Linked DNA regions of Mus musculus: region 2 is linked to region 1. Evidence: chromatin loops called from intact Hi-C (ENCODE). Cell type or tissue: heart. All regions are shown on one strand. Each heading gives the region's core, and the rest is flanking DNA. Links, peaks and the distances in the headings are about the cores only.

What was found. Peaks named below come from ENCODE experiments on the same cell type or tissue, not always from the same donor. Only the 100,000 strongest peaks of a DNase experiment are listed, where the experiment ranks them.
Region 2: a loop joins it to region 1, with 7 times the contacts of the local background. A loop is called at or near these places in 15 of 42 quality-filtered maps.

Annotation. Positions count from the first base shown.
Region 1 is chr5:110,833,066-110,838,656 of GRCm38, forward strand. Hscb (HscB iron-sulfur cluster co-chaperone) reads right to left here. Exons shown (of 6, transcript NM_153571.2): 2 at 3,242-3,338; 3 at 2,915-3,004; 4 at 1,590-1,734. Among named protein-coding and RNA genes, the nearest start is that of Hscb, 3.9 kb to the right of the region's middle. RefSeq lists an enhancer at 5,516-5,545. In heart, for the core only: a CTCF peak has its summit at 3,138 (motif pointing right); a DNase peak (open chromatin) is centred at 3,156; H3K4me3 peaks cover 443 bases; H3K27ac peaks cover 1,187 bases; H3K27me3 peaks cover 322 bases.
Region 2 is chr5:110,920,846-110,926,436 of GRCm38, forward strand. The region is part of intron 2 of Ttc28 (tetratricopeptide repeat domain 28); the gene reads left to right. Among named protein-coding and RNA genes, the nearest start is that of Ttc28, 44 kb to the left of the region's middle. In heart, for the core only: CTCF peaks have their summits at 2,728 (motif pointing left) and 3,970; no DNase peak of the experiment used is centred there.

The DNA.
Region 1 (5,591 bases), core at 252-5,251:
TTTAAAGTCATTCTTAGTTCCAGTAGTGGGTTTAAAGCCACCCTAGGTTACACAAGACTGTTCAGGACATACACAAAAAACAACAAACCCAGTAAAATAAAGTGCTCAGTGGTCGAGCACTTACCCAACAGATTTAGGTTCCTTCTCTGTGTAGCCCTGGCTGTCCTGGAACTCACTCTGTAGACCAGGCTGGCCTCGAACTCAGAAATCTGCCTGCCTCTGCCTCCCAAGTGTTGGTATTAAAGGTGTGCACCACCACACCCGGCTAGATTTAGATTCCTAACAGAAGAAAAATATTTAAGACTGTGATATAAAAATCCAACCTAAGTGGGTGGAGATGGTACATACCTTTAATTTCAACAACCAGGAGACAGAGACGGGTGGATGCCTGAGTTTCAAGCTAGCCTGGTCTACAGAGCAAGTTCCAGGACAGCCAGGGCTACACAGAGAAACCCTGTCAAAAAAACCAAAAAAACCCAAAAAACCCCAAAAAAACAAACAAACCAATCCAACCTAAGCTTTTGGCCCACTGTTCTGTTCTACAATGTGTGTGTGTGTGTGTGTGTGTGTGTGTGTGTGTGTGTGTGTGTGTATGCAAGTATTGTGTAGGTCAGAAGTCATTTGTGTGTTACTCCTCAGGCAACACCCAACTTTTATTTTATTTTTAAAATGACATTAATTACTTAGAGTGAGAGAGTACTTGGTTGGGTGTGTGTGGGTGTTTGTGTGTTGTGTGTGCCCCAGCAGCTGTGTGGAAGTCAGAGACAGCATGTGGAATTGTGGGGATTGAACTCAAGTTCTCCTGGTTGTGCACCACGCACACATGTACACAAACACCTTATGACCCCAGGCCTTGCCCTGTAGCAGCTCTGTGTGTCAGTCTCCACCTTTGGGCCAGTTCTGTGAAATAACTAACTAGACCTATATCCCCTGCAGGCTTTCTAGTGACCCTTGACTGATACACCATGGAATGAAATGGAAACTGAACAGGCTGGGTCAGAAGGTCAGGGTTTAGGCGATTGCTCTGCTGCAGATCTGTGTGATCCTGGGGCATTTTTACTAACTTCTACCAACTAGCGGGGTCATTTTCATCCCCAGAAATAACGACAGCATGTAAATAGCATGCTAGATAGAAGCAACTGTTGCAATACTTGGAGTATGATTACATTATTTTTTTTTATTTTGTTTTTTCCGAGACAGGGTTTCTCTGTATAGCCTTGGCTGTCCTGGTTGATTACACTCTTGCTTAAAGCTATCTTCCAAAGTCAGTTCTTGCATGACAATTAAGGCCAAGAAGTGATTTTCTTCCTTCCTTCCTTTTTTTTTTTTAAAGACTTATTTATTTTATGTTTATGAGTACACTGTTACTCTGTTCAGACACACCAGAAGAGAGCATCGGATCCCATTACAGATGGTTCTGAGTTACCCTGTAGTTGCTGGGAATTGAACTCAGGACCTCTGGAAGAGTTCTTAACCGCTGAGCCATCTCTTTACCCCCCCAGCAAGTGTTTTCCTTCTCATTTCCCCTCTAATGTGGCCGTGTCCTCCTTGGGGAAATTAAGCATATTTATTATCATTTTTCCCTTTACCTCTGACAGTGGCTTCTATCTCTTCCATGGCGGCCTCACTTTGGGCGTCTGCGAGTCTTTCATTGATTTCCATGATTTCCACAAGGAACTGACTGTCTGCTTTGTAATCTGTCCCTTCAGGAATTTCTATTCCCTGGAGCTTTAGCTATTGGGGAGGAGCACAAAGAAAAGGAGTTTGGTTAGGAAACATTCAGTGTTAAGTAAATACTGCTCACTCCTTCAGAGTACACGGCACTCCTGGGGGAAGCCTTGAGTGTCAGGTGAAATGGAGCCCAGAGCCTAGTACATGCTAAATAAGCACTGTGTCCCTTCAGAAACTTGAGCTGTCCTAGTAACAGTGAGTGCTGGTATAGGACCTCACTCTGCTGAATGTACCATCAAAGCGATGGTTGGTACCTCACACATCTCAGATGTTAAGTGAGTCTTTATAAACTTTCCCTCCAGTTCTAAAATCGCCTAGATGTCCTTACAAAAAGACTCCCAAGTACTCTTTTTTTCTTTTTTCCTTTTTTTTAGTTTTTCTTTTTCTTTTCTTTCCTTTTTTTTTTTTTTTTTTTTTTTTTTTTTTCCGAGACAGGGTTTCTCTGTATAGCCGTGGCTGGCCTCGAACTCAGAAATCTGCCTGCCTCTGCCTCCCAAGTGCTGGGATTAAAGGCAGGCGCCACTATGCCCAGCCCAAGTACTCTTATCAAATTCATTGAAAATAGTTAAAGCAATAGTTAAAGCACTACAATCAGGGGTGACATTAGGATATGCAAAAGGATCCAGGTCTGGCTTGGTGTGGGGCTGCATCCCAAGTTACTCAGGAGGCTGAGGCAGGAAGATCACATGTCAATTCCAGCCTGGGCAGCTGAGTGAGACTGGTTCAAAAAGTAACAAGGCAGCTGGGGATATAGTTGAGTGGATTCAAAACCTAGTACCATCAAAGCGAACAAGCAAACAAATGGAAGCAAGCAAATGAAAGAAAATCCAGTAATCATCAAGCAGGGGCCATAGCTCAGTTCAGAGTGCTTCCTTAGCACAAGGCACTAGGTTCAATACCCAGTACTGAAGGAAAAGAAAAATTAGGAACGAGCTGGATGTGGGTGTGGTGAAGCAAGAGAATTAATAACCTGGAGCCAGCCTGGGCTACAACCAGTGATGTTTTCTTTCAAAGGAAAATACAAACAAACAAGATGGATTTACAAAGAACACTGATTATTCTTGCATAAAAATTTAAAATTTTTTTTCTTTCTTTCCTTTCCTTTTCCCATCATTTGCTTCCTGGACCAGGCTAGGTCTCATACAGAGGAGTCCCAGACAGATGGGTTGGGAAATCACCTTACAAGATATAGTCCTCTGGTCAGGGGAGCCTGAAGAGTCTTATAGGCATCATTCACCAGGGTGGAGTGCTTGTCAGAGAAGTGTTTTTCAGTCTGTTCACAGAAGTAAAAACAGTTTTATCATTACAAGAGCTGGTCAAGCTGGCGTGTGTTCCGTTATCTGGGAAGCCAGATAAAAGCTGGGAGGAAATGACAGCTCTGGGGCCTGGCTGTCTAGGGGCAGGCTGCCACAGGGTGGAGCTAGCAGCCCAACTCTTTCCCAGAGCAACAGAGCTACCCACCCAGTTGTGCCCATACATGGGGACTATTGGGGGGAGGGTCAGTAAATACCTGAGACTTTTGGCTGAAGAAATCTGGGTGGACAAGCCGCTGCAGTTGCTGGTACCTGTGCTGAAGTTTCGTAACGTCCACCCTGAAGGAGCGGTTGCTGGAAGAAAACCAGATATCATTCATAGTTCCAGCCATTTACTACAGTCTGGTTCTGCTCTCGGGGAGGATGCAATAAACGCGTAAACAAAGGTTATTTTTAAGACCTGGTAGCTGCAATGAAGGGAAACAGAACAGGTTCGGAAGAGGTGGTATAGGTATGACATCAGAGAGGAGACCCAAAGGAGCGAAGATCAGAAAGGGACATGAGCGGAGAGACGACACTGACCTGGCTGGAAGGTCGATAGCTTGACGCATTAAGGGAGGTTAGTGTAATGCATGGTAAACTCTTGGTGACTGAGGGTCTCTATAGGTTGGGCAAGAACTTTAGTGTCAAGCCACTCCCTACTGCCAGGCCTCTTTTTATTTTTTATAAAAAAAGATGGATTAATTTATTTAATCTATGTGAGTACACTCTTGATCTCTTCAGACATACCAGAAGAAGGCATCAGATCCCATCACGGGTGGTTGTGAGCCACCATGCGGTTGCTGGGAGTTGAACTCAGGACCTCTGGAAGAGCAGCCAGTGCTCTTAACCACTGAGCCATCTCTCCAGCCCCTTTTTACTTTTTTATTTTCTAAAAGATTTATTTATTTATTATATGTTAGTACACTGTAGCTGTCTTCAGACACCCCAGAAGAGGGTGTCAGATGTCATTAAGGATGGTTTGTGAGCCATCATGTGGTTGCTGGGATTTGAACTCAGGACCTTCGGAAGAGCAGTCAGTGCTCTTAACCGCTGAGCCATCTCTCCTGCCCCACTTTTTTATTTTCTTATTGGTTATTTTCTTTATTTACATTTCAAATGTTTTACTTTTTGAGACAGAGTTTCTTGTTCTGTTTTTTGTTTTTTTTTGTTTGTTTGTTTTTGAGACAGGGTTTCTCTGTATAGTCCTGGCTGTCCTGGAACTCACTTTGTAGACCAGGCTGGCCTTGAACTCAGAAATCCATCTGCCTCTGCCTCCCAAGGCGTGGGCCACCAACATCACCCTCAAGACAACACTTTAGCCTTCTTTATAGGTGGGCTAACAGGTATGTCATTGGGTCTAGAGCCTTGGCATTACAAAATTTGGGTGTGGGAGAGGGAGAGGGGGAGGGGGAGGGGGAGGGGAAGGGGGAGGGGGGAGAGAGAGAGAGAGAGAGAGAGAGAGAGAGAGAGAAATAGAGCTAGAAATACCTTATAGACTCCAAACTTGCTATATAGCCAAGTTTAGCAACTTAAAAAAGAAATCCTGGGTGTTACTCAATTGCCCAGGGCTGAAAATTTTGCTCCTCCTCCTTTAGCTTCCTGAGTAGTTGGAATTACAGATAGAGACTACTATACAGAGCCTTTGATAACTAGAAGCAGGTATTCTTTATTTATTTTTGTTTTTTTAGAGAAAGGGTTTCTCTGTGTAGCCCTGGCTGTCCTGGAACTCACTCTGTAGACCAGGCTGGCCTTGAATTCAGAAATCCGCCTGCCCCTGCCTCCCATGTGCTGGGATTAAAGGTGTGCGTCACCACTGCTCAGCTTTTTTTTTTTTTTTTTTTTTTATTCTTTTAAAGCATAGTCCTGGGATTTGAACCCAAACCTTGGCTAATACAAGGATGTGTTTTATCACCACTATGAAGTAAGGATTCAGCACTCCTTTCTTTCCAGGGAGTGATTCCAACTGAGTCTGTGCAGTCTGCTACTGTGCAGCCCTGACTGTAGGATGCAAACTGGACTCTGTATCTTTTTGCTTTTGTCTGGAGGTTGGGATCATAGTTGAGTACAGCCACAGCGGGCCCTCCCATTTTAATCTTTAGTTCAACTCTGCGCACACTTCGGTACCTCTCCAATCTCTGAGACAGGGGAGGAAAAAGGCAGAGTGGAGGGGCTGGAGAGATGGCTCAGTGGTTAAGAGCACAGACTGCTCTTCCAGAGGTCCTGAGTTCAATTCCCAGCAACCACATGGTGACTCACAGCTATCCGTAATGAGATCTGATGCCCTCTTCGGGTGTGTCTGAAGACAGCTACAGTGTACTTACATACAATCAATAAGTCTTAAAAAAAGAGAAAAGGCAGGGGGGGGGGGACAAAGTACAGAGAACACTTCTTGGTGTCTCTCCCTCAAATTCTCAGCCTGAATTAAATTTTTGTTTTCTTGAGACAGGGTCTCACTGCTTAGCCTATGTTGGGTTCCCACTTTTGACCCTTTTCCTTCAGCCTACTGAACACTGGGATTTTAGACATAGGCTACTACACTAGGTTTGTTTTGTTCTTAATTGCTTT
Region 2 (5,591 bases), core at 328-5,327, 88 kb after region 1:
ACTCAGGGCCTCTGCAAGAACAGCAAGTGCTCTTCTCCATTGGGCTATCTCTAGCCCTTCCAACTTCATTTTTACTCCAAAATAGCAACCCATATTTCTCTACTGATGCTGAATTTTGTCTTTATTATATTATAAATTCTCATTCTATTTGTATTATGTCTGAAGTTTATCTTTATTTTCACTGATATGTGTATTTAGCATCACAACCATACTAATAATCATTATCAGGTACACATTTTATTCATAATAAATTAAGCAATATAATTACATACTTTAGCATGTGAGTTGGATTAATTTTCCTCATTTCCATTTTATCTTACCAATGGGATTATTAACCCAGGCCTATTAACTTGAGAATCCAGCTAGTTTATTTTATCTTACCAATGGGACTAACCAGGGCTACTAACTTGAGAATCCAACTAGTTTATTTTATCTTACCAATGGGATTAACCAGGGCTACTGACTTGAGAGTCCAGTTGCCTAGTGTCATAGTTACTTCTCTGTTACTCTGATGACACCACAAGCAAGGCAGTGTACAGAAGAGAGATTGTTGGGGGTTTGCAGTTTCAGAGGGTGAGTCCTTGGCCATGTAGCAGGAAGCATGGTGTCATGCCTATAGGCATGCTGCGGGAGCAGTAGCTGAGAGCTTATGTTTTGACTTATAAGCATGATACAGATATAAATAATGGAACATCCTGGTATGGATTTTTGAAACCTCAAAGCCCACCCCTATAGCCAGGAGCTTTTCTATCTGTCTTCTTTGTTTCCAGAATAATGACTCTGAGACTTATTTATTTATGAATTAATGCCCAGGCCGTAGGCTTTGGCTTATTCTCTGACTGGCTATGCCTGCCACATGGCTAGTTACCTCTCCTCAGTCACATTTGTCAGTGTTGTCCTAGTCCAGGCGAAATCTGCTCATGACTCTTTCCCAGAATTCCCCCCACCCCCTCTGCTGGATGTCCCACCTTCCAATCCTGCCATTCAGCTCTTTGTTGATAGGTGAATGCTTCTACACAGTGCACAAGAGAATATCCTGCATACCCCAGTGGTACACTTCCTCCTAATCTTTCCTAAACAGTTCTACCTCCTAGTGATCAAGCTCTCAAACATGTGAATGTACAGGGCCTATTCTTGCTTAAACCTAGTTAAAACTTATCTTGGTATTTTGTATTACTCTTATGAAAAATAAGTCATAGATAAAACATTGATACCTTAGTGTCATTGAATCTTTCTGCTCAAAATAGGATGGATATTTATACTCGGTTCAATTCAGTAGTAATAAATGATATTTCCACATAGATCTTGCATGTTTTTTAGAACTATATTCTTAGGCCACTTATCTTTGTTGACTTAATATTTGGACTCATTTTCTCCTTTTCATCTTCTAAATGGTCGTCATTTATGTGTCAAAAGTTCTTTGGCAGTTTAATGGCTTTAAAAACAAAACATTCCACTTTGAAACTTAATGTTCACTTTTAAAGCAATTGTTACTTATTATTTTGTTAAAATTTATTTTTATTCATTTGTGTGTGTGTTGTATGTATCTGTCTGTCTGTCTGTCTGTCTCTATATATGCTCATGTGTCTGGGAGTGCCCCAAGAGACCAGAATAAGGTGTTGGGTCCTTTCAAGCTACAAGTTTACAGGTGGTTGTGAGTCTTTTAGTGCGGTGCTGTGTGACTGAACTTGGGTCTTCTTCAGGAGCTTTTAACTGCTGAGCCACCTCTTCAGCTTCTCTTAAAGAATCTTTGATTATCTTTTGGACTAAGTTGATATACTCAAAGTTGTTATAAGTCCTGTATAAAAGCCCTGAAATACACTAAGAATCATATATCCCATACCCTGGCCCTTGTAGACACCATTCACAAATTGCAGAGTGCATTAGCCACTTGCGCCCCAGTGATATTTGTTTTTCTTGTCACTTAATTAACAACCATGGGGCATATTTCCATTAACATGTGAATTAGCATCTTGTTTCTCTCATATCTAAGGGCCTAACCAGGCCAGTTACAGCAGTCAGGTTTTTAGAGTGTCTCTTTTTTGAGATTATTTCATGTTGCTAGTAGTTCTTGGTCCAGTCAGCTGACAGTTATTTAAACAGGGGAAGTTTTGTACACAGAATTATGAAGCTGTTATATAATATGTCTCTGTAAGCTTAAATCAATTCTCTAGGGTATTCCAGAGCTTGGGGGGGGGGGGGAGAAGGAGAGGAAGAGGGGGAGGAGGGGGGAGTGAGAAAGGGCAGATGTGTGGAAATCTTGCACATATTTGTTTGCCTCTTCTGAAAAGATGGAGAAGCAATACATTGGATCCAGAGACATTTCTGGCAGGGTGAAAATGGTTTGTATTTGCTTGCAGAGTGCAAAGTAGCTCTCTGGAACATTAGTTAATAGAGAATAAATTGAAATCAAGGATACTTGACATGCAGGAGGCCTGGAGTGCACAGTGTCCACGTAGCTGTAGCTGTAGCTGTGGTGCTGAGAGTGACTCAGGAATCTGCAAAATGAGCTCAGCACCTGTCTGCAAAGGAGGCAGAGTGGTCCACACCTGCAGCTTCTAGCTCATGGAGGGCTCAGGAAGATGTCACCAGGCTCAGCTGCAGTTGAGAGTTTCTGGTCACTCTTAGTACTCACTTGGGCAAATTCCAGAGAGTGTCCTCAGTGTTATCGCCTGTCTAAGAGCTAGAGAGCTCTTTCATGGACCAGTCCTCCAGTGCCCTCTACTGAGAAAGAGCCATATCATGCTCATGGTAGCAAAATTTTAGTAATGCAGAAGAGGAGCTGAAGGCTGAATTCAGAGCTTTGAGGCAGTTAAACATTAATGAATGTATCTATTCTTCTGCTCCCCAGGTCTGACAGAGTCTAGCTTGCTTCTGGAGTCCTGAGTGCCCTGTCCTGTCATAGGAAGTCACACATATTCTTACAAAGTGCCGGTCTGTCCTTCAAGGGCTCGGCTCCTTTCTCCTTGATCTTAGTGATGGTTTATACAGGTTTTTTGTTTATGTCCTGTTCCAGGGTTATGATTTCTTGTCTTAGAGTTTGTATATGTTTCTCTGCCATGGATTTTGTTTTTTGTTTTGTTTTGTTTTTGTTTTTTGAAACAAGGTTTTCCTTTGTAGCCCTGGTTGTCCTAGAACTCAGTATGTAGACCTGGCTGGCCTTGAACACACAGAGATGCACCTCCTCCCTCTGTCTGCCAGGTGCTGTGATTGGAGGTGTGGGTACCACTGCCTGGCTATAGGTGTATTCATTTCTCTTTAAAAGATTCTGGGAGAGCTTGGCTTTCATCTGTTTGTGTTAGTTATAGAAACTGAAATTCTTGTCAGACTCCTCTGCTGTCGACTTGTAGCAATTCTTTCTGTGTATGGGTTCGTTTTCTGTAATTTTTATTATTTTCAGTTTACTGTGATCTAAAATATTACATGGAAATTCCAGGATCAATGAACGTATCGGTTTTAAACTGTATACTGTTCTGTTTGTCAGGTATTTATTTACACTAGGTGCTCTGTGTGCTGTGTGGTCACTTGGATACCAGGTATAGACCTATTCTCTGATTTCTGAGACAGTATCTGTGTTCCTGTCACCCTTCACCTGGCTTCATGATGTCCCAAGTGCAGGAGTGGCAGTGCTAATGATGTCACTCACTGCAGTGCCATCATTGTTCCTTGTTGTTATTGGCTATATTGCTATCATTGTTTTCTGGTGTTATTAGTTATTTTTGTTGCTTTTTCTTTCTTCCCCGAGATAGGGTTTTTCTCTGTAGGGTTGACTGTTGTGGAACATGCTCTGTAGACCAGACTGGTCTTGAACTTGGAGATATGCCTGCCTCTGCCTCTCTCTGCCGAGATTAAAAGTGTGTGCCTCTAAGCCTGGCACTGTTGTCTTAATGCACCTAATTTATAAATTAATCATAAGGAAATGTGCGTACAACTACTACAGTCTTACATCTTTTTGTGATCATAGTATTTTCTGAGTATTGCGCCATCAGGTGGTGCTGTCTTACAGCAACCTTCTGGAGTGTACACAAGCCTACATGTTGTAGTTCATCACTGCACAAAGACTTTTGATCAAGATAGGTGGTGAATGGGAGATGGGTGAGGTGGACACTTTACATTAAGCTTTTTTTATGTATAGAAAGTGTATGTATAGTAAGGTGTCAAAATTACAAAAACATGGGAAGCAGTAACAATTGTTTATTAAGATTTTCAGCATACGTGTCATGCATCGCGTTTCTTTCTTTTCTTTTATATGATCGGAAGCCCAGCAACCTTAAATCATCGTCTCCACAACAGTTGAATAATGCACTGCAGTGTTGAGATGACTGTTGTCACCAACGGGGAGGATTTCTCTGCTCCTTCATCGATGTCGGGGACTAGCATGCTTATGCTGCCAGTTGTTGGCTTTAAACAGGACTCACGTATAAGTGATACATGTTCAGCATTTGTTACTGTGTGCAGTTTCAGCATCTGCCGTTTCAGGATGTGCATCAGCTTAGAAAGTATCCATTGTGAATTAGGTGGCTACTCAAGTCCTTAGAGGGTTTGCACTTTGTACTTTAGGTCTCTGTCAATTTTATCAGATTGGTCTAGAGCAAGCCTTGTTGGTTTGAGAGTCAGAAAGACATAGTTTGATGCATTGAGGAGATAGCGCAGTCATTAAAGTCCTGTGCAACCATGAACACTCATGTAAGAAGCTGAATGTGGTGGAGATGCTTGTAATTCAGGTGCTGGGAGGTAGATCTAGTAGATCTCTGAGACTCACTCGCTCACAGCAGCCTAGCTGCTCCCAGTAAGAGCCTGCCTTAAAAACAGGATTGATGGTGCCTGAGGAGGAAGGACATCTCATATTGCCCTTGGCCTCTATGTGAACATTCGCTTGTATTGCACTCAGACCCACAGCAGGTTGGAAAATCTAGTTCCGCCACTTAACTGCAGCCATGGTGTGATGCTTGTTTGTAAACCTGGGTTCCTAAGACATGGAGTGAGGTACAGTGAGTGTTGTTTCCTTGCTGCAGGTGTGTGTTGGTGTAAGTAGCTGCAGCACCGGGCTTTCAGTTGATAAAGGAGAGTTCTGTGCTTCAGAAGAACGACATAATGTTTTGGTAGAGAATACATTGTGGAATGTCTAAACACACATTGGCATATGCACTGACTCATGCGCTGGCCATCTTCTGGTGATGAGTCGTACTCACATTTAGAAGCTATTATATTATATGTCCTGGTATGTGGTACGTATTTTACATTTGAACCACTCTTGTTTTCTCAGTCATCTGTATCTTATATTTTTTGATAGAATTTGTTTTTGAAATACTTAATTCTTTAAAAACTTTCTAAACATTGTGTGTGTGGGCCCCTGTGGGGTGTGTTTATTTGTGCTGTGTGTGTGTGGTGTAGTATAGTGTGTGTGTATATATGTGTGTGGTGTGTCTATCTGTGTTTTAAGTTGTGTGAGTGGGCATTTGTGTGTCTTTATGTGTGTGTGGTGTTTCTGTGTTGTATGTTGTGTGAGTGAGGTGTATGTTTGTGTGTCATCTGTGTGTGTGATGTGTGTGTATTTGTGGTGTGTGTATGTGGTATGTGTGTGTGTGGTC